3 separate regions of the Homo sapiens genome follow, and regions 1 and 3 are each linked to region 2. A link is a loop called in an ENCODE intact Hi-C map of the cell type or tissue named here. Cell type or tissue: GM12878. All regions are shown on one strand. Links, peaks and the distances in the headings refer to the core of each region. The heading gives the core; the rest is flanking DNA. Region 1 overlaps MBD5 (methyl-CpG binding domain protein 5). Region 2 overlaps ORC4 (origin recognition complex subunit 4). Region 3 overlaps MBD5 (methyl-CpG binding domain protein 5).

Region 1 (11,056 bases), core at 3,800-6,299, 59 kb before region 2:
CCTAACAGCAAATAAATAAACTTGAAATAACTCAAATACCCATCACTAGTAGGATGGATAAATAAATTATAATACATTTAAATAGAATGCTTCAAATCAATGAACATGAGCAAACTATAAGTACACACACCAACACCAACATATGTATGAATCTCAAATAATATAATACTGGGTGAAATAAGCCAGAGAATGCATATGGTGTAAGTTCCTTTGTATAAATTTTATAACCAGGCCAAACTAAATATACTGTTAAAGATAAATAGACTATATAACTATTTTTTAAAAAGCAAGAGATGATTAAACCCAAAATTCACATTAGTAGTTACCTCTGGGAGGAGTCAAGCAGATAGGATAAGAGAGCAACACAGAATAATAAAATGTTTATATTCTCATTATTATGGTATTACAGGTTCATAGATATTTATTTTATTATTAAGCTTCAAAATTTACCATGTTGTGTATTTTATTTTGTATTAAATATTAGGCAATAAAAAACTTTAAATGTAAATGCTAAAGTATTTTGTAAAAACAGTGCTACTGAGACACAGCTGTCATGAAAGAAAAGTGCATCATATAATGAAAAACGGGTCAATTCAATAAGAAGATATAACAGTTATCAACATATGTGCACCTAACAATACAGCCCCAAGATACATAAAGCAAAAACTCACAGAATTGCAGGAGAAATAGACAGTTCAACAATAACAGTTGGCATCTTCAACACTACACTTTTGATAATGAACATACAAATCTAAATAGAAGATGAGCAAGAAAAAAGAAGGCTTGAACAATCCTAGAAACTAATAGACATCTATAGGAGACTCCACCCCAAGTAGAATACACATTGTCTCTCTCTTTTTTTTTTTTTTTTTTTTGAGACGAACTCTTGGGTCTGTCGCCCAGGTTGGAGTGCAGTAATGTGATATTGGCTCATTGCAACTTCTGCCTCCTGGACTCAAGTGACAGAATACACATTCTTCTAAAGTAAATACACAGCATTTTCCAGGATAAGTCACATGTTTATGGCATAGAAAACAAACACCGATATATTTTTTAAAGTTTGAAACCAAACAAAGTGGGTTTATCAGACTGTATGGAATGAAATGAGAATTTAATAGAAGGAAATTTGGAAAATTCATGAATATGTGGAAATTCAACAACATACTCCTAAATAATCAATAGGTCAAAGAACAAATCAGAAGGAAAGTTAGATATACTTTGAGATAAATTAAGACGAAAACATAACATATGAAAACTTATAGTATGCAGAAAAAGCAGTGCTAAGAGGGAAATTTATAGCTGTAAATGCCCACAATAAAAAAGATCTCTGCTGGGCATGGTGTCTCAGGCCTGTAACACCAGCACTTTGGGAGGCCAAGGCAGGTGGATCACCTGAGATCGAGAGTTCGAGACCAGCCTGACCAACACAGAGAAACCCCATCTCTACTGAAAATACACAATTAGCTGGGTGTGGTGTCACATGCCTGTAATCCCAGCAACTCAGGAGGCTGAGGCAGGGGAATTGCTTGAACCTGGGAGGCAGAGGTTGCAGTGAGCCAAGATTGCACCATTGCACTCCAGCCTGGGCTACAAGAGTGAGACTCCATCTCAAAAAAAAAAAAAAAAAAAAACTCAATAACAGTCTTATACCATAAGAAAATAAACATTACAACAGAGATAACAAAACTGAGGCTAGAACAAAAGAGAAAAATAAACCCACAAAAGCAAAAGTTTGTTCTTTAAAATAATCAACAAAATTTACAAACCTTTAGCTAGACTACCCAAGAAAAAAAAGAGAGAAGGGTAAAATTAGGAATGATAACAAGAATGTCACTACTGACCTTATAGAAATAAAAAGCCCAGGACTAGATGGCTTCACTGGCGAATTCTACCATTCAAGAAAAATTAATGTCAGTCCTTATCAAGCTCTTTAAAAAAACAGAAGAGGAAAGAATACTCCTTAACTCATACTGTAAGACCAGCATATCTTGACACAAAAGCCAAAGAAATCCCAAGAAAACTATAGATCAATAGCTCTTATAAATATAAATTCAAGAATACTCAACAAAATACTATAAAATTTAATCTAGAAGAATTATTATATCATAATTGTGATTATATTAAACCATATGATCATCTCAACAAATGCAGAAAAAGCATATGACAAAATATAACATCCTTTCATGACAACACACACACACACACACACACACACACACACACACACACACACTCAACAAACAGAACAGAAGGAAATTTCCTCAGCCTGACAGAACATCTGTGAAAACCTCAAAACTAACATAATGGTAAGACAGTAAAAGCTTTCCCCTAAGTAATCAGGAACAAGAAAAGGATGTCTGCTCACACCTCTTCTATTCAATATTGTACTAAGCATTCCAGCCAGGGAAACTGGGCGAAAAAAAAAAAAGAAAAACAGAAATGAAAAGACATCCAGATTAGAAGTAAAACTATTTCTATTTGCAGATGACATAATCTTATGTATAAAAAACCCGGAAGAATCCACTAAAATATTTTAGAGCTAATAAGGTCTGCAAAAATGCAGAATACAAAATTAATATGCAAAAAGCAGTTGTATTTCTAAAAACTAGCAATGAACAAACCAAAAATGAAATTAAGAAAACAATTCTGTTTACAATAGCATTAAATGGAATAAAATACTTAAGAATAAATTTAGCCAAGAAGTGTAAGACTTGTCCACTGAAAACTACAAAACACTGTTTAAAAAATTAAAGGAAATGTACAGAAATGAAAAGACATACTGTTCATGGACTGGAAGAGTTACTACTGTTAAGATGGCAATAATTCCCAAACTGATCCACAGACTCAATACAATCTCCTACTAAAATTTCAACAGTCTATTTTTCATTTTCAGAAAGGGACAAGCTGATTTTAAAATTCATATGAAAATATAAGGAACCCTGAATAGCTAAAACAATCTTAGAAAAATCAAGAAACAAAAAAACTATAGTAAGGAAACACACTTCTTGATTTCAAAACTTACTACACAAAGCTACAGTAATCAAAACAGTGTAGTATTGATATAAGGAGAGACGTACAGACCAACAGGATATTACTGAAAGCCTGAAATACACCCACATGTCTTTGATTAACAGATTTTTGACAGGAGTGCTAGGGCAATTCAATGGGGGGATATAGTCTCTTCAAGATATAATGTAAATTTTCATAACCTTGGAATAGGCAATAATCTATTAAATTAACACCAAAAGTTAAAGTAACAAAAGAAAAAAATTATTGAGACAAAATTTTTGTGGATCAAATGACATTATAGAGAGTGAAAAGACAGCACACAGAATGGGAGAAAATATTGCAATCATATATGATAAGGGTCTAGTATCCAAAATGTATAAAGAACTCTTACAATTCAATAATAAAAAGATAATGAAAAGGCAAACACGAAAAAGTGGAAAAGGATTTGAATAATCATTTCTCTAAAATGGAAAAGGATTTGAATAAACATTTCTCTAAAGAAGGTATGCAAATGGCTAATAAGCACATGAAAACATTTGGAACATCGTTAGCCATCAGTAAAGGCAAATCAAAACCAAATGAGATAAAATTTCAACCTCACTTGATGGCTGTAACAAAAAAGACACAACAAGTGTTGGTAAGGAAGCTGAGAAACTGGAACCCTCGTATGCTAATGAAAATGGTGCAGCTACTTTGAAAAACAGTTTGGTAGTTCCTTGGATGTTAAACATAGAGTCACCATGAGACCCAGCAATTACATTCCTAGGAATGTGTTAAAATATATGTTAACACAAAAACTTGTACACAAATGTTTACAGCAGCATTATCCATAACCAAAAAGTGAAAGCAACCCAGATGTCCATCACCAAATACTGATGAATGGATAAACAAAATGTGGTACATCCTCATATGAAAAATTACTTAGCCATAAAGGAGATTGAAGTACTGATGCACATTAGCATATGAATGAAACCTTATTCAAGTGAAAGAAGCCAGACACAAAAGGCCACATATTATATAAATTCATTTATATGAAATGTCCAGAATAAGCAAATCTATATAGTTAGAAAGTAGACTAGAAGTTGCCAGACGATATGGGAAGGAGGGAGGTACTTGGAAGTTACTGCTAACAGGTATAGGGTTTCTTTTCAGGGAGATAGAAATATTCTGGAATTAGATTTGGTGATGGCTCCACAAAAATGTGAATATGCTGAAAACCAAGGAATTGCATGCTCTAAAATGATTTAAATTGTAAATTTCATGCTATGTGGATTTTACCTCAATAAAAAATGAAAGCCACCCTTCTCCCCCACAGAAAGCAAGTACTACAGTACTAGGTAAACAGTAATTACTCAACAAATTTCAGTTATTTTTCCTGTTTGCTTTCTTGTTCAAAAGATATTGCCATAGTCCTAACTAGCTAGAAATACAGCTGGAGTGCAAAACCACAGCATAACAATTATTCTATGGCTAGCTCCCACTGACAGATTTCCATAAATTTCTAGTGCTATCCAAATTCCTCCCTTGGTTCAAAGCAAAGTGAAGAATGGATGGTGCACGAAATCCACTTGCCACAAGATTTCTAGCTTCTAAAGAGCTAAGGTGATGTCCAGTTTCTGGGTACAATCACTGGGCAGCTGAGAACCAGTGAATACACAGGTTGATGCCACTGTCTAGTCAAGCTACAGTCCAGTCAATCCATCACATGTTACCAGAAACTCCCAGCAACCACAGGAAAATGCTTCTTTTTTACCATTTCCCACAATGTGGTCAATATGACTCTTGCTGGCACCACTTCTCAGACACTAACATCACTAATGAAATTCTATTTCTTTGCTCCTCCTGCCTCACCCTTTGAGCACTGCAGTACTTTCTGGGAGTACACAAGAATTCATGTAAGAAGAGTGGACTAGACTATTCCAACATCCCAGGATGAGACAGGGCAATTTTTCACAGAGAGGCTTATCTCATACCCACCCTAGGAAATTTATTCACTTCTTTTCTCAAGGGAGCAAAGTAGTAACTTTAGGCCTTCTGGGGGACTTTTCAACCACAGAGTTTCCCCTGAGTACATTCAGTCCTCTGTTTTCTACTCCATTCTTTTCTCTTTTAGTGGTTTTCTTATCATTTGTCTTTTACTGAACAAGTCATGTTACCTTGACCCTCCTTTTGAATATGTTCTTCCTCATTCCTGGAAAGCCTTACTCTTCTCTACTCTCCAACTCCAAAACAGCAAACTGCTCTTCATTCTTCAGGTCAGTGCTCCCTGAAGAAGACTTTGCTAATGTCCAAAAATAGATTTGGCGGCTTCTTTTCTCAGTTCTTATTTTCTCACAAAACTCTCCACTAAAGCATTTGCCAGGTTGTATTATTATTGTTGATTTTCAACATAGGTATGTGCATATCCTCACTAAACTATAAATTCTTCAAAGGCAGATGTTGTGTTTACTCATCTTCATAATTCCAGCACCTAATAAGTAGTAAGCATTTAAAAAACAATTTCTTAAATAAATGGGTGGGAAACCAAAAAAGGCCTATCAGGAGCCTTAATATATGTTAACATTTCTCGAGTCCTACTGAGACGGACCAGGCATTGTGTCAACAACTTTGTATGCATTATCCCTCTGAATCTTCCAAAAACCATGAGAAGGAGGTAGTTAGTAACCTTTTTTTGAACAGGTAAAATGATGCTTTACAGAGACAGAATGTTTCAGGATCTGAACTTAAATTAATCATCACCAAAGTTTATGCCCCTATCCACCTTAGACTTCAAAGGGAAAGAACAATGAATAAATTGATATAAGAGGATTGTTTCAAGACAGCATATTTAAGTTGGGAATTATCTACAGTATCTTACTAGAGGCTTCTTTGTGAGGCTTTCTAAAATAAACAACTCTATGTATGAGATCTCACAAACAATGGTTTCTCTAGTTTTGCTGCTTTTGTAACTCGTGTCTTTGCACATGCTGTTCTCTTAGTCTAGGAAGCCCTTACCATCTTATGCAATTGTAGAATTCCAACTCATAACTTAAAATTTAGCTAAGGTATCACTTTGGACTTAGGGCCATTCTGCCAAAGGAGGTATTCTCATCCTAAGTGGTTGCTTGCTGTTCTTTACAATTACTTCATTAAATGAATACTCTAGATGACCTTATACATTTATTTACATGTCTTTCTCCCCTAGTCACTCTAAATTTCTTCAAAGGCAGAGTTCCTTTCTTATTCATCTTTGTACCCCTAGTGCCTGTGTGGCACAAACACAAACATTTATCAAGGCACTTGGTAAAAATATTGGTTAACAATTTCTACATCTCCCAATTTGGCCTTCTCGTATATTCAGGTATTATCTGCTTAATTCTGGCCAAGCAGGATGTAAAAAACATCTAGAATTGCCATTGCCCATGATCCTTTTTAAAACTTCCTCTGTCTCCACGCAAAATGTACTCCATTTCTTTTGGTTGCAGAGCCCTTACTTCAATTCAGGTTTGTATGACCCTTAGTAAAGGTCATGGTCTTAGTTATGGCTTGAGCTAGATTTGAAGATGCAAAAGAAAACAAAGCAAGAACTTGATAATCTTGGTGACTGACACTAGAAGTAAAAAAACAACCATCTTATATGATCATAAAAGTTAAATGAGTGCATCATTAACTAAGAAGGGGAAAATTGAGGATGGCCAGGATGATTTGATAAGAAGTGACACCTGATTTGGGATTTGCAGTAAAACTATGTTGGGGGAGACAGTGGATAAGGCAAGAGGCACTGTACAAAAGACAGCATGTGAATAAAGCCAAGGAGACCTGAAGGAGCACAACATAATCTTGAAGAGGAAGTGGGTTGGTTAGCTGCGATGAAAGACATCATAAGGGGAAAAGTAATGGGAGATGAAGCTGGAGGTCTAAGTTGACATAAGATATAAAGATGAAGGGCTTATACTTCAGATTGAAAATAGGATTTTATATAAACCAATAAAAAGGAACAATCCACAAGGTTTTTAATTAGGGTAGTGACATAACCAGGTTTATGTTTGGTAACAACTCAGCAAAAGACAGAATATGGCCCAGAGTACAGAAAAGTCAGAGGCAGATTAATTAGCTAAGGAGATTACTTACTACCATTCTCTAGTCAAGGAATGAACTAAACTAGCAGCAATGTGCATAACACAAAGATAGAACTGAGCGGACTTAGGAATTAGGAAGGAAAACAATTCTATACGATTTGGTGATAGGCTGACTATGGAGGTAAAGAAGGGGTGGAAGAGGACTATGATATTTCTAACTTGGGGAATTGGGGTAGACAGGGACAGCACCATCCAAGAAAGTAAATACAAGCAAAAGAGGTTTGTGGGAGATGTTAATGAGTAATTACATAAATACTCAGTTTGAAAGACCTCAGGGACTTATACTGCTAACCACTCAGTCTACAACTTAATCATATGCTGAATTATTTTGATGTGTTTAAGTAGATTTCTCAACCAATCACAAAACTTCGAAAACCTTGTATTTTATTTCTTTCATAACATCACTAGTGTATAAAAAGCCTTCATTAAGGTTGGGTGCAGTGGCTCATGCCTGTAATCCCAGCACTTTGGGAGGCCAAGGTGGGCGGATCACAAGGTCAAGAGATCAAAACCGTCCTGGCCAACATGGTGAAACCCCGTCTCTACTAAAAATACAAAAATTAGCTGGGTGTGATGGCACACGCCTGTAGTCCCAGCTACTCGAGGGGCTGAGGCAGGAGGATCACTTGAACCTGGGAGGCGGAGGTTGTGGTGAGCCGAGATTGCACCACTGCACTCCAGCCTGGCAACACCGCGAGACTCTGTCTCAAAAAAAAAAAAAAAAAAAAAAAAAAAAGGCACTTCATTAAGACAATACTAACAACAAGCCCTTGGTGAACTGTTTGACTAGTGTGAACCATGATTGTGTACATAAATTAGGAAACAATTTTATTATCCATTCTAGGATTAAGAGGGGAAGTTTTCAAAATTTCTAGATTGCTATATACAAATTCTAACATACTTAATAGCATAAAGACAATGGAGAAAGAAGAGAAATGACATTTCCTCTTTACATTTACTAGTAGGTAACAGTCTATCTGCCTTTTATCTTGGAGCAATTAGTCTCCAGTACACTTGAGAAAGTGACCTAATCCAAGTTGTTTATTTACCAGTTATAAGCACTATGGGGTCAGATATTAGTTCTGCCACATTCTGTATAACCTCGAGCAAGTTACTAAACTGAACCTTTAATTTAAATCTATAGAAAGGCATAAAAAGACCTACCTCACAGATAAGGATTAAATGCCATACATACAAGCATCTATATCTATGTCTGGCATATGATAAGCCACCAAATTAATATCTTTCTTTCCTTCATGTGTTCTTCGTAAGAGAGGAGACAAATCTATGTATATTTATAGGTTTCTAATATGAACACTTTAGAAGTTATATTTTAAAGTAATGTTCAAATTTAGCAATGCATAATGGTTAGTAAGTACTGAAATTAAATCTCATTTAAAATTTACTAGTCATGTAACCTTGGTTGAGTTCACCAAAATATGCTTTCTCATCTGTAAAACGGGAATACAAATTGTACTGAATTTGAAGGTGACTGTGTGGATATAAATGACATAATGCATGCACAGTATGTATTTACTATGTACCAGTTAGTACGCTTATCAAAAGTAAGCTGCTATTATAACCATTATACTCCATTTTGTCAAATAGGAAAATATAATACACCTCTTATTACAGAGACATAATGATGTATTTGTGTGCATGTGTGCACGTGTGCGCCACTGAGGAATACATGAGGACAAAGTCAAAGGGAACCAAGAAATTGAATTCAACAGTTACCAAACAATATACCATAAAAATCAGTATCATCTTATAGTAAAACATAAATTTTTACTGAGGAAAATAAGAGGCAGCAGGGAAATCACCAACTAAATTTTAATCTTTGTAGAGTAATTACCAAAACTATTATCTTTACATAAATTTGGATGACCATAGGAGACATGAAAAATTTTTATAAGGTATTTTCATGTAGTTTCTCAGAAATAAGGACTTTAGGAATAACAGATTTTACATAATATTTACTGAACTAATTTTAATTTGCTTTTAAGAAAGACACAGATAAACATTAACAGGCACTTTTATTATACAAATGAATAGTAATAACAATAGCATATATTTTTCCCACACAGAAAAGGTATTTCTGACTTACCCACTCATCATCTTATATTTATTTATTTCCTCTTAGCAACAAGTATCCTTCACTGAGTCATCTACATTATTTTACCTGGTCTCCCGTGACTCCCAACAACACATTTGATGAGAAAGTTGACTAAAATACATCGCATAATCCTTGTCTAGGAAACTTTTTCTTCTGTGTTTAAAAAAGTCACAGGAATACTAGACTTGTAACCTGGTTCTCAGTGTCATGGTATAAAAATGTTTCTGCTTAATACTAAATAGTTCAGCCCCATGGGCATACTCACTCATTAATCCAGATCCAATAATTGGAAATGAGATAATGGCATGTCCCTACTAGACTAAAGTTCAATTCTAAATTTATCTGTGAAGTAAACCAGCAAAAATAAATTAAGACTATAACAAGATTTGCAAGGAAATGTTTGGTCAAATTTTGCATATTATTTTCAAGCAGTTTTTAAATTATCTTAAAAGCATTGATTTACATAACACCACTTAATATATGCATTACAAATAAGCTTTATTCAGATATAAAGATGACTCTTCTTGGAGACAGTTCATATCACTACGTACATCTGAAGTTAAACTGCATATATTTTTAATTTAATTCTGTAAGTCATGCTTCCCCAAAATTTACACTGGATCCGACCTCAATTATTCTGAGTTAGCAGTATTTTCAAGTAGCTATAATTGAAAATCCCAGTCTGATGTATTAAACACTTAAATAACTGCAGATACATTTTTAGAGCAAATAAATATGTTTTACAAAAGACTGGAAATAAGTTAAATTTACTTATTTTGCAAATCATAGGTACTGACAGACCCAGGATCTAAAATATGTATTTCTAATGACTTATTTCCTTCAACTAAAATTATCAACCCAGCACAAATATCTTTCTTTACAATCCTGATTTTGTAGATGGGTAAGAAATTGGTAGGCAACATATGGTGAGTCAAGTATCACTGAACAGGGAATAAGAAAACCTGCTTCTAGGCCAAAGGCAGAACTGGTGTAATCCATAAAGCTCTAGAGCAGTGATTCTCAAACTTTAGTGATGGAAAGAGAACCATCAGGCAATCCTTGTTAAAATCGAGATTCCTGAGCCCAAGTAACTAGAAAGTCTATTCTTTTATTTATTTATTTATTTATTTATTTATTTATTTGAGAAGGAGTCTCGCTCTGTCGCCCAGACAGGAGTGCAGTGGCACGATCTTGGCTCACTGCAACCTCCGCCTCCTGGGTTCAGGCGATTCTCCTGCCTCAGCCTCAGGAGTAGCTGGGATTACAGGTGCCCGTTACCATGCCCGGCTAATTTATTTATTTATTTATTTTTTTATTTTTTTTTTGTATTTTTAGTAGAGAGAGGGTTTCACTGTGTTAGCCAGGATGGTCTCAATCTCCTGACCTCGTGATCCACCTGCCTTGGCCTCCCAAAGTGCTGGGATTACAGGTGTGAGCCACAGTGCCAGGCCTAGAAATTCTAATACAATAAGATTAGGGTGGAGTCCAATAGTCTGCAATTTTAATATGCAACTCAGGTGATTCCGATACAGGTGGTCTAGGAGTTCATTCGTTTTCAGAGCACTCACAAACTCCCTGAAATACATAAACAAGCCCATACAAAATTTTTTATACAAGACATCCTACCCCCCAAATCTAATGATTTCATCAGATTTTCAAAGGGAGCTAAGACCTAAAAAAGGGTAAAGGCTACATTGCCTCAGGAAGCCCTAAATCCCAGGTAAAAATAAACCTGACTAGCTACCAGATCGATCCCTTTATTTGTAAAATTTCTTTCAGCAACACTGGTTAGGTCCTTTTTCTCCTTTTTCAG
Region 2 (11,056 bases), core at 5,771-8,270:
TGCCTATTCCAGAATATCATATAGTTGGAAACATACAGTAGGTAGTCTCTTCAGATTGGCTTCTTTCACTTAGCAGTATACATCTAAGTTTCCTTCATGTCTTTTCATGGCTTTATTTCTTTTACATGCTGAGTAAGATTCCATTGTATGGATGTACCACAGTTGGTTTATCCATTCACATATTGAAGGACACTCTTGCTTACTTCCAAGTTTTGGCAATTATAAATAAAACTGCTGTAAACAGGAAGGTACAGGTCTTTGTGTGGACCTGTCTTCAACTCATTTGGGTGTAACCAGGGTACATGATTGCTAGATTATGTAAAACAAATATGTTTAGTTTTATAAGAAGCTGCCAAACTGTTTTCCAAAGTGTCTGTGCCATTTTGCTTTTCCATGAGCCATGAATGAGAGTTCCCATTGCTCTACCTTCTCACTAGTATTTGGTATTGTCATTGTTTTGGATTTAGCCATTGTAATAGGTGTGCAATGGTATCTCATTGTTTGATTATGTAATTCCCTATTGACATATGATGTTGAGCATCTTTTCATATGCTTATTTGCCACCTCTGTATCTTATTTGGTGAGATGTTTATTTGGATGCCAATTTTAAACTGGGTTATTTCCTTGTTGAGTTCTTTGTATATTTTGTGTAACAAAATAAGTGTTTTTCACATATTTTATCCCCATGTGTATTTTGTGTTTTAATTTTCTTAGTAGTGCCATTTGGTAGAGCAGAAGTTTTTAATTTTAATGAAGTCTAAATCAATTTTTTATTTTCTTTCATGGATTGTACTTTCGGTGTTGTATCTAAAAACACATGGCCATAACCAAGGTCACCTAGATTTTCTTTTGTGTTACATTTTTGGAATTTTGTTTGTTTGTTTGTTTGTTTTTTGAGATGGAGTCTCACTCTGTCACCAGGCTTGAGTGCAGTGGCACAATCTTGGCTCACTACAACTTCCACCTCCCGGGTTCAAGTGGTTCTCCTGCCTCAGCCTCCCAAGTAGCTGGAACTACAGGCACACACCACCATGCCCAGCTAATTTTTGAATTTTTAGTAGAGACGGGGTTTCACCACATTGGCCAGGATGGTCTCGGATCTCTTGACCTCATGGTCCACCAGCCTCTGCCTCCCAAAGCACTGGGATTACAGGCGTAAGCCACCGCACCTGGCCTGTTTTTTGTTTTTTTTTTTTTTGAGATGGAGTCTTGCTCTGTCGCCCAGGCTGGAGTGCAATGGCGTGATCTCGGCTCACTGCAACCTCTGCCTCCTGGGTTCAAGCGATTCTCCTGCTTCAGCTTCCCGATGTGTCTGGAATTTATTCCTTCCATTGGGTTCTTCGTCTCGCTGACTTCAAGAATGAAGCCGCAGACCCTCGCAGTGAATGTTAAAGCTCTTAAAGATGGTGTGTCTGGAGTTTGTTTGTTCAGATGTTCAGATGTGTCCGGAGTTTCTTCCTTCCATTGGGTTCGTGGTCTCGCTAACTTCGGGAGTGAAGCAGCGGACCTTCGCAGTGAGTGTTACAGCTCTTAAAGGTGGCGCGTCTGGAGTTGTTTGTTCCTCCCAGTGGGTTTGTGTCTTGCTCACTTGAGGAATGAAGCCGCAGACCCTCCTGGTGAGTGTTACAGCTCATAAAGGCAGTGCGGACCCAAAGAGTGAGCAGCAGCAAGATCTATTGTGAAGAGCGAAAGAACAAAGCTTCCACAGCGTGGAAGGGGACCCCAGCAGGTTGCCACTGCTGACTCGGGTGGCCAGCTTTTATTCCCTTATTTGGCCCCACGCACATCCTGCTGATTGGTCCATGCCAACTTTTATTCCCTTATTTGGCCCCACACACATCCTGCTGATTGGTCCATTTTACAGAGCGCTGAGTGGTGCGTTTTTACACAGTGCTGATTGGTGCATTTACAATCCTTTAGCTAGACCAGAGTGCTGATTGGTGCATTTACAATACTTTAGACACAGAGTGCTGATTGGTGCGTTTTTATAGAGTGCTGATTGGTGCATTTACAATCCTTTAGCTAGACACAGAATGCTGAGTGGTGCATTTTTACAGAGTGCTGATTGGTGCATTTACAGTCCTTTAGACACAGAGCGCTGATTGGTGCGTTTTTATAGAGTGCTGATTGGTGCATTTACAATCCTTTAATCCACAGAGCGCTGAGTGGTGCGTTTTTTTATTGAGTGCTGATTGGTGCATTTACAGTCCTCTAGCTAGACAGAAAAGTTGTCCAAGTCCCCACTCGACCCAGGAAGTCCAGCTGGCTTCACCTGTCACCAAGTAGCTGGGATTACAGGAGCCTGCCACAATGCCCAGCTAATTTTTGTATTTTTAGTAGAGACAGGGTTTCACCATGTTGGTCGGGCTGGTTTCGAACTCCTGACCTCAGGTGATCCACCTGCCTTGGTGTCCCAGAGTGCTGGGATTAGAGGCGTGAGCCACTGTGCTCGGCCATTTTTGGAGTTTTATAGTTTTGCATTTTATATTTAGGTCTGTGATCCATTTTTAGATTTTTTGTGTGTGAAACTTGTAAGGTCTGTGTCAATTCATGTTTTGGCATGTGTATGTCTAGTTTTTCCATTACCATTTGTTGCAAAGATTGTTCTTTTCTCCATTGAATTGCCTTTGCTTATTCGTAAAAGACCAGCTGACTATGTTTATGTGGGCCTATTTCTGGGCTCTGTTTTGTTCCCTTGATTTGTCTGTTCTTTCACCATTATCACACTGTATTGATTAGTATAGTTTTATAATGTCTTGAAGTTGGGTAGGTTTTGTCCTCCAACTTTGTTCTCCTTCGGTATCGTGTTGGTTCTCCTGGGTCTTTCTGTGTATACTTTAAAATCAGTTTGTCATATCCACAAAATAACTATCCAGAATTTTGATTGGGATTGCATTGAATTTATAGATCAAGGTTGGAAGAACTGACATTTAACAATACGAATTTTTTTCTACTCTTGAATGATCTCATTTATTTAGACTTTCTTTGATTTCTTGAATCAGAGTTTTATAGTGATCCTCATAGAGATCTTGTACATATTTTGTTAGATTTATATCTACATTTTTGGTGAATGTTTTTTGTTGTTGTTGCTAATGTATATGGTATTATTTTAATTTCTAATTTCAGTTGTTCATTACTGATACATAGGAAGGAAGTTGACAATTTGTATATTAACCTTGTATCCTGCAACCTTTCTACAGTAGTTTATTAGTTCCAGTGATTTTGTTGTTATTTTGGGATTTTCTACGTGCATAATCATAGCATACTATTGGGACAAAGAATGATGAGAAAAGGTATATAAAGAATGATAAAAATATAATAAAACAGTGTATTTGAGCCTATTTCTTCATAGTTGATCATCAATTATTGTCCCATTGATAGCCTTTTAACTTTGGGGAGTAAAAGGGATTGCAGAAAAGGATGAAGGTAGGGTACCAAAGTTCTAAGCCATATAATGCTGTCTTTTTTAAGCCCCCAACCCCCTAATTTTTAGCTCTCCTTTTCCCACCCAAAAAGCACAACTGTCTAAAAATCCTATTTCATTGTAAATGTCAACTGACATTTCCATTTATCCTTGCAAGATTACCTAAGCATGCTGATGGGGGGATGGACAACATATTCATTAGCAAAACAGAATTGGAGAATATCGTTTCGTTGACTCTAGAATTTAGTCTCCTGTGCTTTTTGCATAAGCTGAAGGGTCTCATTAGAAACAATGTATTATTCCTAAAAGTTTTTAGGGAAAATTTTAAGATTTTTCTAGGATAATTTCTAGGGTAATTTCTAGCAATTCTTAAATAATTTATCTCTAAAGCAATGTTATTTTCAGTTTTTTTTCCTTCCAAAAATAGTTTAATATTTACTAATTAACTTACTGGAGTTGTAGCATATTGTAGGGGCCAAGAAAAAACTTCCCTTTCAGCCTCTGAAGGTTCTTTGAAAATCAGCTGAAAAAAGGCAGATTAATAGGAGAAAGGGCATATGATTTTATTTGATCTTGGTGTTACGTGACATGGGAGCCTTCAGAATAAAGACCTAAAGATATAGGAGAAAACTGCCCATTGGTATGCTTAGGTTCAGCAAAGTCTGGACAGCCATATACTGAGTGGGGAAACCCAGCAAGGCCTGCCTGTCTGTATAGATTCTTCTTGGCCTCTCTGTGCAGCATTCTTTCCTTCCGGGTATGGAACAGCACCCTTTCTGGAATGGGGATCCTATGACCTACAATCAAACAGAATAGGTCAGATATGTCTTTATAGTTAGTTTTTACACAGAAAGATGAGGGCAGGGAACATTAGAGTAATATATTTAGGTTCTGTGGCTGGCTTTGGGGAAAGGGAGTTCTGGTTTCTGTGGACTACCTTGGGGACGAGGGATGGTAGTTTCAGTGGCTAGCCTCAGGAGAATGAGAGGCCAGAGACAGGAAGTTAGGAGATGGTCAGAGAGAGCTGCTTTGGAGGACTTTATTTTGGAGTATCATTTCCTTAGCCCTAGCAGTATCATACTTACATTTAAGTAAACTCAAGTCTGTAAACGTGGCAAAGGAAAAATTTATTTGAATAGTGGACAGTATTCTATTCATTATTCTTCTCAAATGAACATATACCCTGAAGTAATTGATATTGCAAGAAAGTACAGTTCTGTAATTTATGTGTAGTTTGGGGCTTTTCAAGGAAAATTTGTCTACATGTGCCTTCTCACCCACCAATTTTAGTGCCCTAGTCTTAAATCTTGTGTCCCATATAATGCAACCATCCTTCACAAAAATGATATTTTTGTCAGGGGCAGTACCTCACACTTGTAATCCCAGCTATTTAGGAGGCTGAGTCAGGAGGATTGCTTGAGGCCAGGAGTTCATGACTTCAGTGAGCTATTATCGTGCCACTGCCCTAGTTGACAGAGGGAAGCCCCATCTCTTAAACCAAAAACAAAAAAAAGTTTTCGTTGATTCAAGTGTCTGTCGCCCTTATACTATTTATCCATCCAATTAAACACATTAGCTTGGATTCACAAGCTTAAATCCTGAAGGTAGCCTACTTCCATGTGCTCAGAGAACATAGACTACTGTTGATCACTATAATATTTAAGATGTAGTTATGTCAGTGCCAGTAAGATCATATAATGCATTTCCAAAGCTTCTAAAGGATTTCTAAATACGTTGCAAATTTGTGTTAGTTCTTTTGTTAGCCTATATAATTCAGAAGTAAATGCATTTTAAGACGTATACTTTAAAGAAGTCCTCCAACTAGTATTTCTTTTTTATTCATTCATCAACACTACTGCAGAATTGATACTTTGTATCATTTACAAGGTGTATTCCATGGTTAATAATCAAAACAACTGTAGTAATGTCTTTTTTTCATTTTGTGAGACGGAGTCTTGCTCTGTCTTGCCCTGGTTGGAGTGCAGTGGTGCAATCTCCGCTTACTGCAGCCTCCGCCTCCCCGGTTCAAGCGATTCTCCTGTCTCAGCTTCCCGAGTATCTGGGATTACAGGTACGCACCACGACACCTGGCTAATTTTGTATTTTTAGTAGAGACGGGGTTTCACCATGTTGTCTAGTCTGGTCTCAAACTCCTGAACTCAGGTGATCCACCCGCCTCAGCCTCCCAAAGTGCTGGGATTACAGGTGTGAGCCACCATGCCCGGCCAACTGTAGTAATTTCTAAATGTCTTTCTTTACTGAACATATCATAGTATTAACTCTCTGATTATCCTTCTGGGGGTTGTTTATTTCATAACTATTTACCTCCCATGTTCTTGAAAACAACTTTATTGGCTTATTCATGAATATCAAGGCTCTAATAGGTACTTTATAAAGTAAGTACACTTATTAAAAGATATATATGTATGGGGTGCAGTGGCTCACGCCTGTAATCCCAGCAGCACTTTGGGAGGCTGAGGTGGGCGGATCACCAGGTCAGGAGTTCGAGACCAGCCTGGCCAATATGGTGAAACCCCATCTCTACTAAAAATACAAAAATTAGCCGAGCGTGGTGGCGCATGCCTGTAATCCCAGCTACTCAGGAGGCTGAGGCAGGAGAATCGCTTGAACCCTGGAGGTGGAGGTTGCAGTGAGCTGAGATGGTGCCACTGCACTCCAGCCAGGCGACAGAGTGAAAGTCCAGCTCAAAAAAAAAAAAAAAAGATATATATGTATATACGTTTATATTCATATGTGTGTATATATATGTATGTGTGGTTGTGTGTGTCTGTGTATATATGATTCCAGACATACTGCCATGTACTAGTGAAGATTACTGAAATTCAGAGGTTAGAGAGAACATGGCTTTTCTGGAGAATTGCAAGCCTTTTCAATTATTTAATCAGTTTAAGTACCAAGACATTATAAAATATTTTTCTTCATTTTAATATCAATGAGAAAATATCATGGCATCATATTACTTAACTAAAGGTTATCAAACCTTGGAATCATTTAATCTGAATGTGTCCTTAAGTAAATTGTGTCCTTTTAATATTCACTGGCAACAAATGAGGAGGAAAAAAAGATTTTACAAAACTGTCAGTAATTACCATGGTTTATTCACCTGTGGTCCAAAAGTTGATTTGTGTGGAATTATTCTTCAGCTCTGGAGAACTCAAGGAAACATCTCACCAGAGGCTGTGCCCCAACTTGATATAGATAGCATTTTTGAGCTGATCTCTTTAGGAAGAACTAACAGAGTTTACTTATTTTCTAACTTGGAATATATATCAGTATTGGCCCTTATTTCTCCCCACACTCAACCATTCTTTTAACTCTATTTTAATCTTTACCTCTGTACAAACAATCCAACTGGGGGAGAAAAAAGAATGAAAACTAATTCTGATGGACTGAAAAACAGCTTAAATGTATTTTTCTTGCCTCAGTTTCATCTCAAAGGACAGTAACAAAACATGGAAACCACCTTCAAATTTCTCCTAAAATACCTTTCATTTTACGTTATTTGACTGTTTAGCTAGCAAATCAAGAACATTTTATCGAACTGAAGAGAGGCAAAGTTCTGAAATTTTGTCCATACTTACCTATCTTTGAGAAATGTCAGCCGTGTGAAGTTAGGTCCTAGGTAAACAGTAATAGAATTTGTATTTTAACTTTTTTCTAATAAAGGGAGTGGGGTAGTGGTATTGTTTTCGGTGTTTTCTTCTGCCACCATCTGGAAAGAAAGCAGTATTAAACATCTTTTTAATTTACTAAGAGTTCTTTTCACAAAGTAATGCCCCCATCTGCTGGAGCTGTAAGGTTTTGCCTCAAAGTAAGGGTATTAGAGAAAATAATACATGATCATTTGTGTATTTTTGAATTATATTTTCTAGTCTCATCCACTAATTTTACCAAGGTTTTTGTAGGAGTTGTTAGCCAATTTCATCTTCTCTTGATGTGTTAGTTCTTATTCCAAACTAAGAAAAACTTGATATAAATTAGTGTTCTTGGAAAGTGGTGCATGGTTTTTGTTTCTTGTTGTTGTTGTTCCTATTGTTGTTGTTTTTGAGATGAGTCTCGCCCTATTGCCCTGGTGGGAGTGCAGTGTTGGCGATCTTGGCTCACTGCAACCTCCGCCTCCTGGGTTCAAGCAGTTCTCCTGCCTCAAGTCTCCTGAGTAGCTGGGATTACAGGCACGTGCCACCACACCTGGCTAATTTTTGTATTTTTAGTAGAGATGGAGTTTCACCATGTTGGCCAGGCTCGTCTCAAACTCCTGACCTCAAGTGATCTGCCCACCTCAGTCTCCCAAAGTGCTGGTATAACAGGTGTGAGCCACTGCGCCCAGCCGAAAAGTGGTATGTTTTTATATTTTTAACAAATGGGTATGAGAAAACAAAAAATGCTCAGAACAGTCTGAGCTCTGAGGTATGCAGGCCCAGAGAGATGTGAGTAGTATGGGACTTCAGTTATGCCCCCATACTCCACCCCAACTCCCTACCCCCTGCCACTCTGTAGCCAATGGATAGTTTGTTATTTTAATGTAGATTCTTGGTGAACAACTCAGAGCGTGCCTTTTTATTTTTCTTTTTCTCTTTAAAAATCTACTTGTTACTGCTGCTAATGAGCATATTCAGGGCAACTTGAATTTATGCTCCTTGGTTGCAACCCTCAAGCTTGGCTCAAATGAACTCTCTATGTATGTTATTAATTTTGCCTCAACTTCTTTCCTTTTAGGTCAACACATATAAAACTTACATTATTTACAGAAATATTTGTGAATAGAATAAAAAGTTATGTTTATAAATGTTTTAAGTGTATAGATATGAGAATTTTTATAGGTAACACCTAATTTTTGGCTATAAAATCAGTGTTGGAAACATTTTCAAAATGCCCTATAACACAAATTTCTTCTAAAAAGCAGTTTCTTTCCTACTTTTATTTTAAAATTCCAGATGAAGTAAATCTTTTTTTTTTTTTTGCTTTTTGTTTTTTATTTACTAAGCAGCATGCTGTTGACAGGCAGCCATTTTTCATTCCAGGAAAAAGCTGCAGTTGGAACAGCTGAGATTATTTCACTTACATTTTAAAAATAATAACATCTTTAAATTCAGCAAGTGAGGCTGGGCGTGGTGATTCAGGCCTGTAATCCCAACTGAGGCCAAGGTGGGTGGATCACTTGAGGTCAGGAGTTCGAGACCAGCCTGGCCAACATGGTGAAACCCCCATCTCTACTAAAAATGCAAAAATTAGCCAGGCATGGTGGCACATGCCTGTAATCCCAGCTCCTATCTCCTGAGGCAGGAGAATAGCTTGAACCCAGGAGGCGGAGGTTGCAGTGAGCCAAGATTGCAACCTTGCACTCCCACCAGGGCGACAGAGCGAGATTCTGTCTCAAAAAAAAAAAAAAATTCAGTAAGTCAGCTGGATTCAGTAATGTCTCCAAACTGGATTCATATACCTACATTGTGTATTAATGAGCTGACAGTAAATGAATATGTGATGGTGCCACTCGGAACCCCTTCTTGTTATTGATCTTGAACTCTTCCCTTTCCTTAGGGCGTCTGGGTTGAGTAACATGACTTGACCTGCTGATACAGAGACCAAGTAAAATTTGTCAATGTATATATTAAATATTAGTTAAGTTTAATTTAGCTCTTATTTTTTGGATAGATATTTATAGGTAAACATATTACAATACTTTCTTTTTTTTTTTTTTTTGAGACAGAGTCTCGCTCTGTTGCCCAGGCTGGAGTGCAGTGGCTCTATCTTGGCTCACTGCAAGCTCCGCCTCCCGGGTTCACACCATTCTCCTGCCTAAGCCTCCCAAGTAGCTGGGACTATAGGCGCCGGCCACCACACCTGGCTAATTTTTTGTATTTTTAGTAGAGATGGGGTTTCATCATGTTAGCCAGGATGGTCTCGATCTCCTCACCTCATGATCTGCCCGCCTCGGCCTCCCAAAGTGCTGGGATTACAGGTGGGAGCCACTGTGCCCAGCCTACAATACTTTCTTATTCCAGAGGGTTATTTTGCACCAGCCACCTTACTGACCATTTATATGAAAGATAGGAAAAATTGTTTGTTGTTACCTCTTTGACCTGTGCTTGGACAACTTTGAAACTAAATAAATCGGACATGTTCACACCTGTTTTCTCCTTAAATGCTTTTTTTTGGGTACACAGTGTTACAGCTCCTGGCGTCGTAATTACTAGTAAGATGCTCATAATACTAGAGTACTTTTGATTATCCAGCTGAGGTACATGGTTCTTTTTCTTAAACAATTTGATCCACTAATTCTTATTTTTGTTTTTTACCTTATGGTAGCTGTAGAAAAAATAATTTAAAATATGTTACTTTTTGTGTGTGTGTGTGTGTGTGTATATATATACACACACACACACACATATATATATCTATATATGGAAAGTTCTTGTTCTTTTAAATGACAAATATTATGAAATAGAGCCCATTTTGGTTGAAAAAGTATGTGTGTGTGTAGGCAGGCCACATTTTTAACCTAATAAAAATTATAGGAATTGCTGGACTTTAGATATTTATTAAACCCAAGAGATTTTTTTTTTTTTAAAGATCTCAATCTTAGGTTAAAAAAAGTTTCAAGCTGCTCAAGGTGTTGACCCAGCTACTTAGGAGGCTGAGACGGAAGGATCTCTTGAGCCCAGGAATTCAAATCCAGCTTGTGCAATACAGTGAGACCCTGGGTCTAAAAAAAAAATAGTTTTAAGTTCCTTTTTTACACTTCATGTTTTAAGTTTAGACATTTTCTTTCTACTCTGAAGAATGAAATTAGCAACCGTATGCATTCATGCCACTTTTTTTTCATTTTTTTGTTGAATGATTATTTTCACTGTGTAACGACTTATGTTTCCACCTGCTACTATAATTATTTACCTTTTTTTGGTTTTAGTTTTTTATTTTAGTGGATTCAAAGGTCACTAGTGTGTGTGTGTGTGTGTGTGTGTATGTGTGTGTGTGTCTGTATAAAATTGTGTTTTTAATTATGCTTTAGTTGGCTGGATTTTGTCATTGAGTTCCCCATATCCTCCTGCAACACACACACTCCACACAAGGCTTTATTGGCTCTGTGTACTAAATAAGTTCATTCTTATTTGATAAGGCTATACCTGTTACCTTTATATGTGAGTGACATCTTTGCTAGGTATGAGTCTTGGTCTCTCTCTCAGAACTTTGTAGATATTATGACACCATATTTTAGCATTTTTTTCTCCCTTGTAGGTGTTTTTCAGGCTGAGTCCCAGTGAATTCTTTTTTTTAGGCTTGAAATTTAATAATTGAATTACAGTTTTTATCAGTTTTCTTCTTTTCATATTTGATACATTGATGAGAGTTTAGGAGATTTTATTGATGCAAGTATAGCTTTTAAGAGTGAGGTTAAAGTTAGGAACTATGGAGAACTCCTGTAGAATTTTCTAGGCTTGTTTATTATTAACTTGTCTCTTTGTTTAGTTACTGCTAAAGTATTTCTGTTTAACAGTTTTTTGTTTTGTTTTATTAGAGGAGAAAGATTCTCTGATTCCATTTTTTACCATTTTATCTGCACAATTCCTAATTAAAATTCCAGAGTTTCTGTACGAAACATGTATTCCTTTT
Region 3 (11,056 bases), core at 5,480-7,979, 120 kb before region 2:
GACCTACATGAATAAGGAATACTGGATATAAAAGTAGAATCAGCAGCTAAGAAGAGAAAGATCAATGTGAGCAATCAGTATAAATGGTATTCAATGAAGAGAGATACTGCAAGAAACAGGAATGGTGACTGAAATTTTCTAACTTTGTTTTCAGTTATATGGAGAGGAATTGTGTCAATAAAGCAGAACTATACTACTAAAGAAAAGGAGGAATCAATAATAAAACAACCAAAAAGAGTTGAACTAACCTACACGTCCACCCTGGTACATGAAATTCAGAATTCCTCCACATCCTGAGGTATAATTATTTTTAAGCTCAGTTAATCTGAGAAGCAACAGATGAATCCCATTGTTTGTTACTTAGAATTCTTAGATGCTTAGTTTTCACATGTTTGTTGTTGGCAGAAAGCAATAGTAAGATTCTGAGGTCTGGCAGGACATTTCAACGTCATGTTGGACTCAGGAATTCTTTGTTGAGGGACAATCCCCTGCACTACAGGACTCTGGCAGACATCTCTGGCTTCTGAGCAATGAATACCAGTAGTGACTTCTCAGTCACGGTGATAACCTATAAAGAACTCTATATTTCCAATATGTCTCTTGGTGGGGGGAAGGAACAGTACTAGCCACATTAAAAAAACATGTAGGTAAACGTAAATATTTAAATGTAGAAAATGGGGCCAGGTGCAGTGGTTCATGCCTGTAATCTCAGCAATTTGGGAGGTTGAGGCAGGCGGATGGCTTGAGCCTAGGAGTTTGAGACCAGCCTGGTCAACATGGCAAAACCCCACCTCTAAAAAAAATACAAAAGTTAGCTGGGCGTGGTGGCATGCACTTGCAGTCCCAGCTACTTGGGAGGCTGAGGTAGGAGGATCACCTGAGCCTGGGGAGGTCAAGGTTGCAGTGAGCCATGATCATGCCATTGCACTCCAGCCTAGGTGACAGTAAGACCCTGTCTCAAATGAATGAATAAATGTAAAAAATAAAAATGATAAGATCTCTGGAACAGAATACAGAAAGATATTTTATAATACTGCAGTAGAGATGTTCTTTGTTAACATGACACAAAGGCAAAAAACCATAGAAGACTGACACATTTGAGTAAATGAAAATATAAAATGTAAATGCAGCAAAAGATATGATAAATTAGGAAAAATATGTATAGCTCACAAAATAGTAACTATTCTTAGTATGCAAAATTCTCCTATAATCAATAAAAAACATAAACTATCCAAAAGAAAAATGAAAGAAAAAATAGAAAATTCGCTAAAGGAGGAAATTCCTAACAATAGGGAATATTTTAGTACTTCTTCTGTGCCAGGTACCCATACTAAATACCTTACATGCATTTTCTTGTTAATAGAGAATGCAGAATTCTCAACGATTCTGTAAAGTGGCTTCAAGAATCATATCAATTTTATAATGAGGTTAATTAGCTTGTCGAAATTACACAGCATGTCAGTGGCGAAGGCTGGGATGCAAGCTCTCTTAGCAGAGCTCAGAGTCTTATCACTGCTCACCAATAACAATTCCACTATTGCAGAAATATTTATTTTGTGAAAATAATAATAAAGCACACAGATGTCTGTATATGATAATCAATACACCCATTATTTGTAACAAAGAAAAAAGAAAAATGATCTAAATGATTATCTATAGGAAATAAATCTATATGTAGTAATCTGACAAGATGTTACCAGTATATTGATAGATATTTAAAAAGCAACTTGTACAGAACGATTAGAGTATGATCCCACTTTCATAAATTTAAAAAATTAAATATACATAATTGTATATATGTATGTATATGCAGATACTTTATACATATGCATATACATATATACATACACACAAACTTCAGTAGTTATCTATAAGGAGTACTGTTACAGGTAGGAATTTTTATTCTCTGTATACTAGTAGACTTTTTTTTTCAATGTACACATTATTTTCGTTATTAGAATCAGCAATAAAGACATTTCCAATTTAAGAAAAAAGAAGGGGAAACTACATTAATCAAACCTATCTTATAGCTCATAGCTTTTATATATTGGTAAAATATCCTGTGCTGTTACATAAGTATTCCTTTCAGTTTATACTGGTAATTCCTAATATGTTATTTCTAATGACAGCACACAGTAAGTAACTTATTCTCACGTCCAGACCTTTAACCAACAATTTTTCAGCATGCTGAGAGGTTATGTGGAATTCTCAGACAGTATTTAAACCAGCCACACCCCTTACTGGTTTTCTCTAACAATTAAATTAAACCATTTTGGTATAGAGTCCTTAAGAGAAAGTAGTTCAGCAATATGGATGAAAAATTTTAAAATTGGAATACTCTGGTTTTTTTTTGAGATGGACTCTCACTCTATTGCCCAGGCTGGAGTGCAATGGTGCAATCTCAGCTCACTGCAACCTCTGCCTCCCAGGATCAAGTGATTCTCCTGCCTCAGCCTCCCGAGAAGCGGAGATTACAGGCGCACACCACCACACCTGGCTAATTTCTGTATTTTTAGTAGAGACGGACTTTCACCACGTTGGCCAGGCTGGTCTCCAACTCCTGACCTTGTGATCCCGCCTGCCTTGGCCTCCCAAAAGTGCTGGGATTACAGGTGTGAGCCACCATGCCTGGCCATGGGAATACTCTTTACCTAGCAACTGTATTTTTTATTCAAAAGAAATTGTGTCCAAAGATTTATTTCATCAATGTAATCAGAGCACTAGTATATAAAATATTTGAACCAATAATGGGAAGCTGTTTAAATAATCATGGAAAAACTACACAATATTATACAGCCAAATATACAATATTATACAGCCAATAACAGTGCAAAAGAAAATTAAATGACCTAGAAAGATGTTCACAATATACTGTTGATGAAAAGAATCAGGTAACAATATAACATAAACTAATTAAAAAAATAAAAATCCCTCAAAAATCTGGAAGAATGAGGGCTAAAATGATTATCTCTGCATGTGATTTTTATTTCCTCTTTTTCTTCTATGTTTTCTAAAAAAGATATTACTTTGTAACAGAAAATTAGTTTAAAAATATAAAAGAATCAAACTTGTGTGTTATGTTAACCACTTAGTAGACATAATTCAGATTATTTACAAAGAGGAAAAAAAATGGAGTTGAAAGGCAAAGTGATGGGCACATCATTTTCCAGTTTCAGCATTCTGTCCTACTGATTAACTTTTCCTAACAACTGCTTTCATACTGAAAATTAGCTGTTTATAACAGACTAAGGTATATTGAGACTACTCACATTCCTCTGGAACAGAAGAAGCAATGAAATCATTTCTCTACACATGTTATTTTAAGCTCCTCTATCTTCTAGTCCTCCAACAAAACTGGGGATGTCAACAACATTTTAGTGAGCAAGATTGGAATCTGTTAACAGTAAATGCCAAAAATATCAATAGTATAAGTTAGAGAGTAAGTACTGTTAAAAAAAAAGTTTTTGACAAGGTAATATTCCCAGGAGATGAAACACAATGCACCTAATGTTACACAAAAGTTTAACTTTATGAACAAAAAGGAAGCATTGATCACTAGATCATAGAATGAATTATTACAAAGGGTAAGAAGAAACTGCAGGTCATACCACCTATTTATAACCCCAACTGCACCTCAAGTATTAGGAGTTTGTGTGATAAAAGCAGCAAGCTTTTAGCCATAGCTTGTCAGTGAATAGCTGTAGAAGCCACATAATAATGAGGGGCATGGCTGACTCACTGTACGCTAAAGTAGAAGTAATACTGGTGATTGCTATCTGTGTAACTGGTCTAATGAGATATTTATTTATTCATTGATTTATTTATTTAAGAGACAGGGTCTTACTTTGTTGCCCAAGTTGGTCTCGAACTCAAACTCAAACCCCTGGCTTCACGCAATCCTCCTTCTTCAGCTTTTCAAAGTACTGGGATTACGGGCATGAGCCACCATGCCTGGCCAATGAGATTTTTAGATGATCAAACAGGTGCCTGAGTTTTAGAAGTAGTAAGTGCCAGAACAGGACTCCTGGGATTTCTGAGTCCAGATTGAATTTTTTTTTTTCCAATTTCAGCACCATAGTAGACCAAATGAGATGGACAAGCCATTAACAGAATATGGTGGGAATTAGATTTAAATAAAATGTAAGTATAATTGGGTAACAAATGAAATAATGATTCAACAATAAGCATTTAAAACTAAATTTGTTGGGAGAAGAAATAGCACCTAAGACTATTTGTATTAAGTACTGTAAACCATGAACTGCAAAGAGGCTCATGTGATAATTCCTCATGCTTATGTTACTTTGCAAAGTGTTAAAAATTCATAAAGACGTTCGTTTTGCACCAAGTATAAAGTATTTGGTACAAAGGTTTGTTAGGCCATTTTAGGAAAACATTTCAAGAAACCTTATAAATGGTATAATTTTATAGAGAAGAACAGAACATTTTAGTTTAGGATATTTATGACAGAGCAGAACTACTAATAAAATGTACATATGCTGAGGAGATTCCTTGGGAAATAGGATATTAGTAAATACCCTAAATGTTCTCAAAAATGCATGTGTGCGTACACAAACACATATTCACATAATTTCTTATATAGGCTAGGAGAACTATAAATTCTTTGAAAAATTTCAAACCTAAGAAAAGTTCCAATAACAGTATTCCCACAGAACATTTACTTTTCATCTCGTTTAAGCAATTTCTAGGCTCTAGTCACATTTGCCTTCCCTTATTTCTGGGTATGTGTTTGTGTATATGTACAGTTGTTGCTCCTTTTCCATGGTTTCAGTTTCCTGCAGTCAACTGCAGCCCAAAAATAGGTGAGTATGGTTCAATAAAATATTTTGAGAGAGATAGACCACATTCATATAACTTTTATAACAGCATATTGTTATAATTGTTCTATTTTACTGTTAATTATTTGTGTTAATCTGTGTCTCTAATTTATAAATTAAACTTATAGGTATGTACATATAGAAAAAAACATAGTATATATAGGGTTTGGAACTATCAGTGGTTTCAGGCATCCACTGGGACCTTGGAACTTACCCCCACAGACAAAGTGGGACCTCTGTGTATCTGTATATATACTATAATTTTTGCTGAACCATTTGATAATTAGTTGCACACACTGTGAAAATATATACTTCAGTAGATATCTCCTAAGAACAATGATATTCTCACATATAATAGTGATAATATAATGATAAATTCAGGACATTTAACATTTATGTTTAATGTGATATAATCTATAATCTATATTTGCATTTTTCCATTTGCCTGCAAAGTGTCCTAGACAACCTTTTGTTGTTTTTGCTTTTTTTTCCTTTCAATTTAGGATAATTCACTCTCATTCTCCTTTCACCTACAGCAATTCTACAATCTTGTTTGGTTTTTCACATCACTAACATTTTGGAAGAGTGCAGGTCAGTAGTTTTGCAGACTGTTCCTCAGTTTGAATGTGTCTGGTAAATTCCCCGTGGTTAGACTTAGGCTAAACATTATTGGCAGAAACAAAAGTGGCATCTTTTCCTTCTGGAGTTTACCACAGTTGAAGGCACAGGATATCAGGCTGTGCTTTATTGGTGCTGTGAAATTTAGTCTTCTGGCTAAGACAATATCTGCCAGATTTCTCTATTTTAAAGGTACCTTTTCCTTTTTAATTAGTAAGTATATTCCAGAGGGAATCCCCTTTAAACTAGCTTCTGTGTCCTTTGGACATGTCTCCTCAGTTTTTGAGCATGTCCTTACATTAAAAAATAATGAACTAATTGAAAACAGAAGCCAAAATATCCCCCGATTAAATTTGGAGAACAGAAGAAACTTCAAAAAAATTTTAAAATAAAAACCTCATAGAAATAAGAAACTGTTGTATCCAGGAAACAAGAATCAGAAGCTATAGAAATGAAACTCAGAGAACAAGAAAGATTCATGAGAAATGATAAAAATAGCATAAATTTATAAAAAGAGGGTTAGAAGACAAAGCTAAAGAAGTCTCTTACAGGGTAGAACTAAAACAATAGAGAAATCAACCATAGGAAAAAAAAGAAAAAGGTAAGACAATTAGAGGACCAGCCTGAGAGGACCAGCATCCAAATAAGATGAGAGCTAAAAAACGATCCTGCAGCAACAACACCACAAACAAAATGAGAAGACAAGAAAGTATATTAAAAAAAAACAAACAGGAACAATTCCCAAATGGAAGAAGTTTACTTAATTTCCAGGCCAAAGGATGAAAATAGAAAAAAGAAGGTGTATCATTAAGAAAGAATACAACACTAAGGAAAAAGATCTTAAAAGCTTCTAGAGATTCAACAGGGGAGCTCTGATGCACAAGATGAGAATCTGAAAGGTATCAGTCTTAATAACAATACTCTAAAGGAAAAGACAAGTCTTAAACATTTGGAAATACAGATAAGAACCTGAAAAGAGAATTAATGCAAACTAACTTTCATTCCTGACCACATTTCCTGTCAACAATCACAAAACAGTTTTAGAAATACTACCAGAAAAGATTTAGACAAATCAAGAAACAATAAGACAAACCTAGACTGAATTCTGGCTCAACGTCTCACTAGCTCTAATCAATCACTTGCATCTTTGAATCTCAGTGTCACCATTTTTAATAAGAGGCTAATAATATCTAACTCATAGAATTATTCCAAGAATTAAATGTGATAACTTTTGTGGAGCAACAAAAAGGCACTTAGTAAATTGTAACTGTTACTATTATCTTCAGAATTATTTTAATTGATATGCTATTCATAGTAAATGACAACAAAGTAAATATTTACACCAATGGTGAAAATATATTAACTTTAGTACTTTAAGAAATAGAATATGATGTGGTCATCGGGGGATAATTCCAAAACCATGAAGAAACATGGAAAAGTACTTAGAACATGCCAAGAAAGTGGCAGATTATAAAATATAGATACAAAATAATTTTAACCATATAACTTATTGAGGAATTTATTAAATGGTATGTTATCTATTTTTAATAATGTTCAGATCATTGTAGAAAATACAAATAAGCAAAATGAGAATGTTTTGAAAATCATCCCAAGCCACTTTCCCAAGAGGTGTTACTTGTAACCATTTAAACAAAAACCTACAGCTTTATTGAGTTATAACTGATATACACAAAACTGCATATTTTAAATGTACACAATTTGATGAGCTTGGATACTTTTAACTCTTTAATTATGGTTATATATAATCGTGGCTTTTAAAAAATTTTTGATCATTTGTATATTTTCATTTGCAATCATCTCTTTTTCTAGTAGACAAATTATCATGCACTTTCTTCCATGGCATACCTATCCTTCAAAGACATCTTTTAAAATTGCTATATATCATGGCTATTTAATAGTCAAATCAACCCATTCTCTTATGATGAAATAATTATGTTTCCAAAATTCTAATTTTCTATAAAGTGATGCAATGACCATATTGTTGCTAAAGCTTTGCACATTATCTATTTTTATAAATTCTTAGATTTGAAATCTATGTCACAAATATAATTTTTTTTCTCTTTGAGACAGAGTCTCACTCTGTTGCCCAGGCTAGGGTACAGCGGTGCAAACATGGCTCACGGCAGCCTCCACCTCCTGGCCTCAAGTGATCCTCCCACCTCAGCCTCCCAAAGTGCTGAGATTATAGGCATGAGTCACCACACCTGGCCAAATATAAGTATGTTAACAATTTGGACATACATTGCCAAACTGCTTTGCATAGGAGCTATTGCAATTAGCATTCTTGTTAGTAAAAGATACGAAGGCATTTGAATTCTTGAATGTTCAATAATGGGTTTCAAATTCTGTTTCCCTCCCTCCATCCCTTCCATCCTTTTTTCCCTAATTTGATAAGAAAATGGTATTGTTTTGGTATTACCAGTGACTTTGCAAATGTAATGCCCATGCAACATTTCTTCTTTAGGAAGTGTCTACATATGTTCTTTGTCCAGCTATTTTTTGAAGCACATGTTCATAATCGGTTGGGATTTTAGCCTTACTTTTGGCATTTACAAGCTGTATGATAGACTTCTATGTCCTGTAACATGAGTACCACTTAAAACAATTAAAATACCAGATAGAGTAAAACAAACAAACAAACAAAAACTCTTAAATGTACCCAGGAGCTAGCAAAAAAAGAAATGCTGAGGACAAGATTAAGTTAAGACTGGTACTGAAAGTGGTACGGCAAGCACTTAAATCGTTTTTCACCTTGAGAATATTTGCTGAATCAGCTGAACTTGAGCGTTAGCTTTTTTTTTTTTTTCTTTTTTTCTTGCTTCAGAAGGTGGGACAACCCAATAGCCGACCATCCATAATGCTGGGACCACAAAAGGCTACTTAGTGTAAGCATAAACTAGACACACCACATTGATCATAATAACAGTAGCAAACATTTATAGAGCTTACCGCATTTTCAGTGTGTCAAAGATATCAACTCGTTTAATCTTCACAAAAATTATAAAAAAGGTACCATTATAATCCTCACCTTAGAGGTCAAGACAGTGAAGCACAGAAAGGTTAAATAATTTGCTCATGGTAAATTAGTATTAATTAGTATTAGATTAGTATTAATTTGTATTAGATCCAAAATGCAAATTCTGATACTCTGTGTCTAGAGACTATGCTTTTAAAGCACTATGACACAGTACTCACTTTCCCACCCACCCCCAACCCTTTTCCCTAAGGAAATGCAAGGAAAATTGGCTGTACAGAAGTTTGGAACTCGGGGGAGAGGAAATATAAATCTTCTCTGAGAATTTGTAACCACAAGAGAGCCTTCATTGAAGTCTGTAGTTTGAATCCTCACTACTCATTTGATCCACAAAACCTCAAGCTAACAATTTAAAGTGATCCTACATTAATAGTATTGTACTAATACTGTTCTCAGGCATCTAACAGAAACAGAAACATTCTCTTCACATGTAAAGTTAAAAAAATGAGTAGTTCATGATATAAAAAATCATTTAAATTCATTTAAAAATAAGACATTATATGTAAAACATACAAACAAAAATATGTGACAGAATCAATCCTAAGAAGATGGAGGTATTAGAATTACTACACACTATACATACAATATAACTGTTTCATATATTTCAAGAAATAATGCAAAAATAACCATGAACTCAAAAAAAAATTTCTAAAAATGCAAAGCATGATAATTAAAGCAAAAAAGTCAATGAATAAGTTAAACAGCAACTTCAATATAGCTGAAAAGAGAATTAGAAAACTGGAAAGGAGAAATAAAAAATTATACCAAATATAGTCTCGAGAGGAAGAGGCATGAAAAATAACATGACAAGATGTAAAATATATCTAAGTTGGATTGCTAGCAAAGAGAGAAGGTAGAGGCTATACTGGGAGAAATAATTTTCATATCTGATAAAAAAAAACTCAATTCAAACAGTCAAGAAACCCAATGAATCCCAACTGGGATAAATAAAAAAGAATACACACTGTACACACCATAGTGAAACTGCAGAAAATCAAGGAAAAGTAAAAGATCTCAAAGGGAAACATTCAAAGGACTGAAAGACTAATGAGTTTTCAAAAGAAATAGTAGAAGCCCGAAGACACTAAAATAATATCTTCAACACACTAAAAGAAGTTCATTCACAGCCTAAAATTCTATGCCCCCTCAAAATAACTTCTAAGAATCACAGTGAAATAAGGTCATTTGGAGATAAATAAGGATTGAGAGGTTTTACTACTCTAATATCCTCACAGGATATTATTGGATGAATACCACTTAAAACAACTAAAATACCAGATAGAGTAAGTAGGATAAGTTGATATCCTTCCAGGCAAAAGGACAATAATAACAGATAGAAGATCTGTAATGCCAAAGGAATGACAAGAAAAAATATGATAAATATGTGAGTAAACCTAAGGAATATAAATGTTATAAAACAATAATTATTTATTACATTGTTAAAATGACAAAATTAAATGAATAAAACAGAAATCTATAAATTGGAAAAATGTAATAAAAATATTCTGCATTAAGGCCTTTGTTTTGTTTGGTTAGATAGTAAAAGTATGCACATAAATTGAAAAGTACACATGATACCATTTCTTGAGTAACCACCTACAAATAGACTGCATGAATTCCAAACTAGTAGAAGGGAAAACAAATGATAATAAGAATACTGAGTAATACAAAAAGAAGGCAATAAAGGAGAAAAAAGTAAAAAATAATAGGAAAATAAAAACACAAAGTGGTGGAAATAAATTCAAATATAACAGCAAATACAATAAATATAAATGTATCATGATACAGCAAAAAATAAAAATTGTCAGGTTGGATTTTTAAAATTAGTTATATGTTTTTCTTTTCAAGAGACAATTACATAACATAAAGTATAAAGTAGAAAAAGATTTTCATGAAAACTATTAGCAAAAACTATATTATTATTAGTCTAAGGCAAATATACTCTAAGGAAAAAGGCATTCCTAGATATGAGTATCATTAAAAATGATAAAAGATTTCATTTATTTACTTGTATGTAAATAATAACATCACTTCAAAATACCTAAAGCAAAATTTAACAAGAACTACACGAACACCCCAAAATGGAAGATATTTAATGTAGGTCAGTAATTGAAAGGTAAAGAAGACAATTCCATAATACAGAAGATCTGAACAACAATTATCCTTATATAAAGGACATATATATAAAACTGCATCAACAGTTGTAGAATACACATTATTTTTAAGTATGTTTCCAAAATGAAACATATGCAGAACTTGATTATGTACTAGGACAAAAAAGTAAAACTGAACAATTTTCAAATAATTGACATATAAACCATATTTTCTAATAATAATGAGATTAAGTTAGAATTTATTAACAAAAATATAACTAGAAATAATCCAATTGTTTTCAAAATAAGCAGCACACTTCTAAAAATCTCAAAATGAAAACAAAAATCTAAATACAATTTTGTTGTATATAGCAAAAGCAATATTTGATGAGAATTTTAATTTTATAGCCGTAAATGCTTCATATGGAAAAGAAGGATGAAAGTTACTAATCGGA

The links. A loop is a pair of places that touch in the nucleus more often than their neighbours do. Peaks named below come from ENCODE experiments on the same cell type or tissue, not always from the same donor. Only the 100,000 strongest peaks of a DNase experiment are listed, where the experiment ranks them.
Region 1: a loop joins it to region 2, with 4 times the contacts of the local background. A loop is called at or near these places in 1 of 110 quality-filtered maps.
Region 3: a loop joins it to region 2, with 2.3 times the contacts of the local background. A loop is called at or near these places in 1 of 110 quality-filtered maps.

The regions. Positions count from the first base shown.
Region 1 is chr2:148,042,782-148,053,837 of GRCh38, reverse strand. The region is part of intron 1 of MBD5 (methyl-CpG binding domain protein 5); the gene reads right to left. All of the region lies in intron 1 of LOC105373673 (a long non-coding RNA gene), which reads left to right. Among named protein-coding and RNA genes, the nearest start is that of MBD5, 27 kb to the right of the region's middle. RefSeq lists an enhancer at 5,281-5,370. In GM12878, for the core only: no CTCF peak of the experiment used is centred there; a DNase peak (open chromatin) is centred at 4,867; H3K4me3 peaks cover 545 bases; H3K27ac peaks cover 2,500 bases.
Region 2 is chr2:147,986,142-147,997,197 of GRCh38, reverse strand. All of the region lies in intron 1 of ORC4 (origin recognition complex subunit 4), which reads left to right. It overlaps LOC105373674 (a long non-coding RNA gene), which reads right to left. Exons shown (of 5, transcript XR_007087258.1): 3 at 8,890-9,015; 4 at 7,027-7,157; 5 at 3,963-4,221. Among named protein-coding and RNA genes, the nearest start is that of ORC4, 29 kb to the left of the region's middle. In GM12878, for the core only: a CTCF peak has its summit at 7,184 (motif pointing left); a DNase peak (open chromatin) is centred at 7,167.
Region 3 is chr2:148,105,766-148,116,821 of GRCh38, reverse strand. The region is part of intron 1 of MBD5 (methyl-CpG binding domain protein 5); the gene reads right to left. Among named protein-coding and RNA genes, the nearest start is that of MBD5, 90 kb to the right of the region's middle. In GM12878, for the core only: no CTCF peak of the experiment used is centred there; a DNase peak (open chromatin) is centred at 6,451.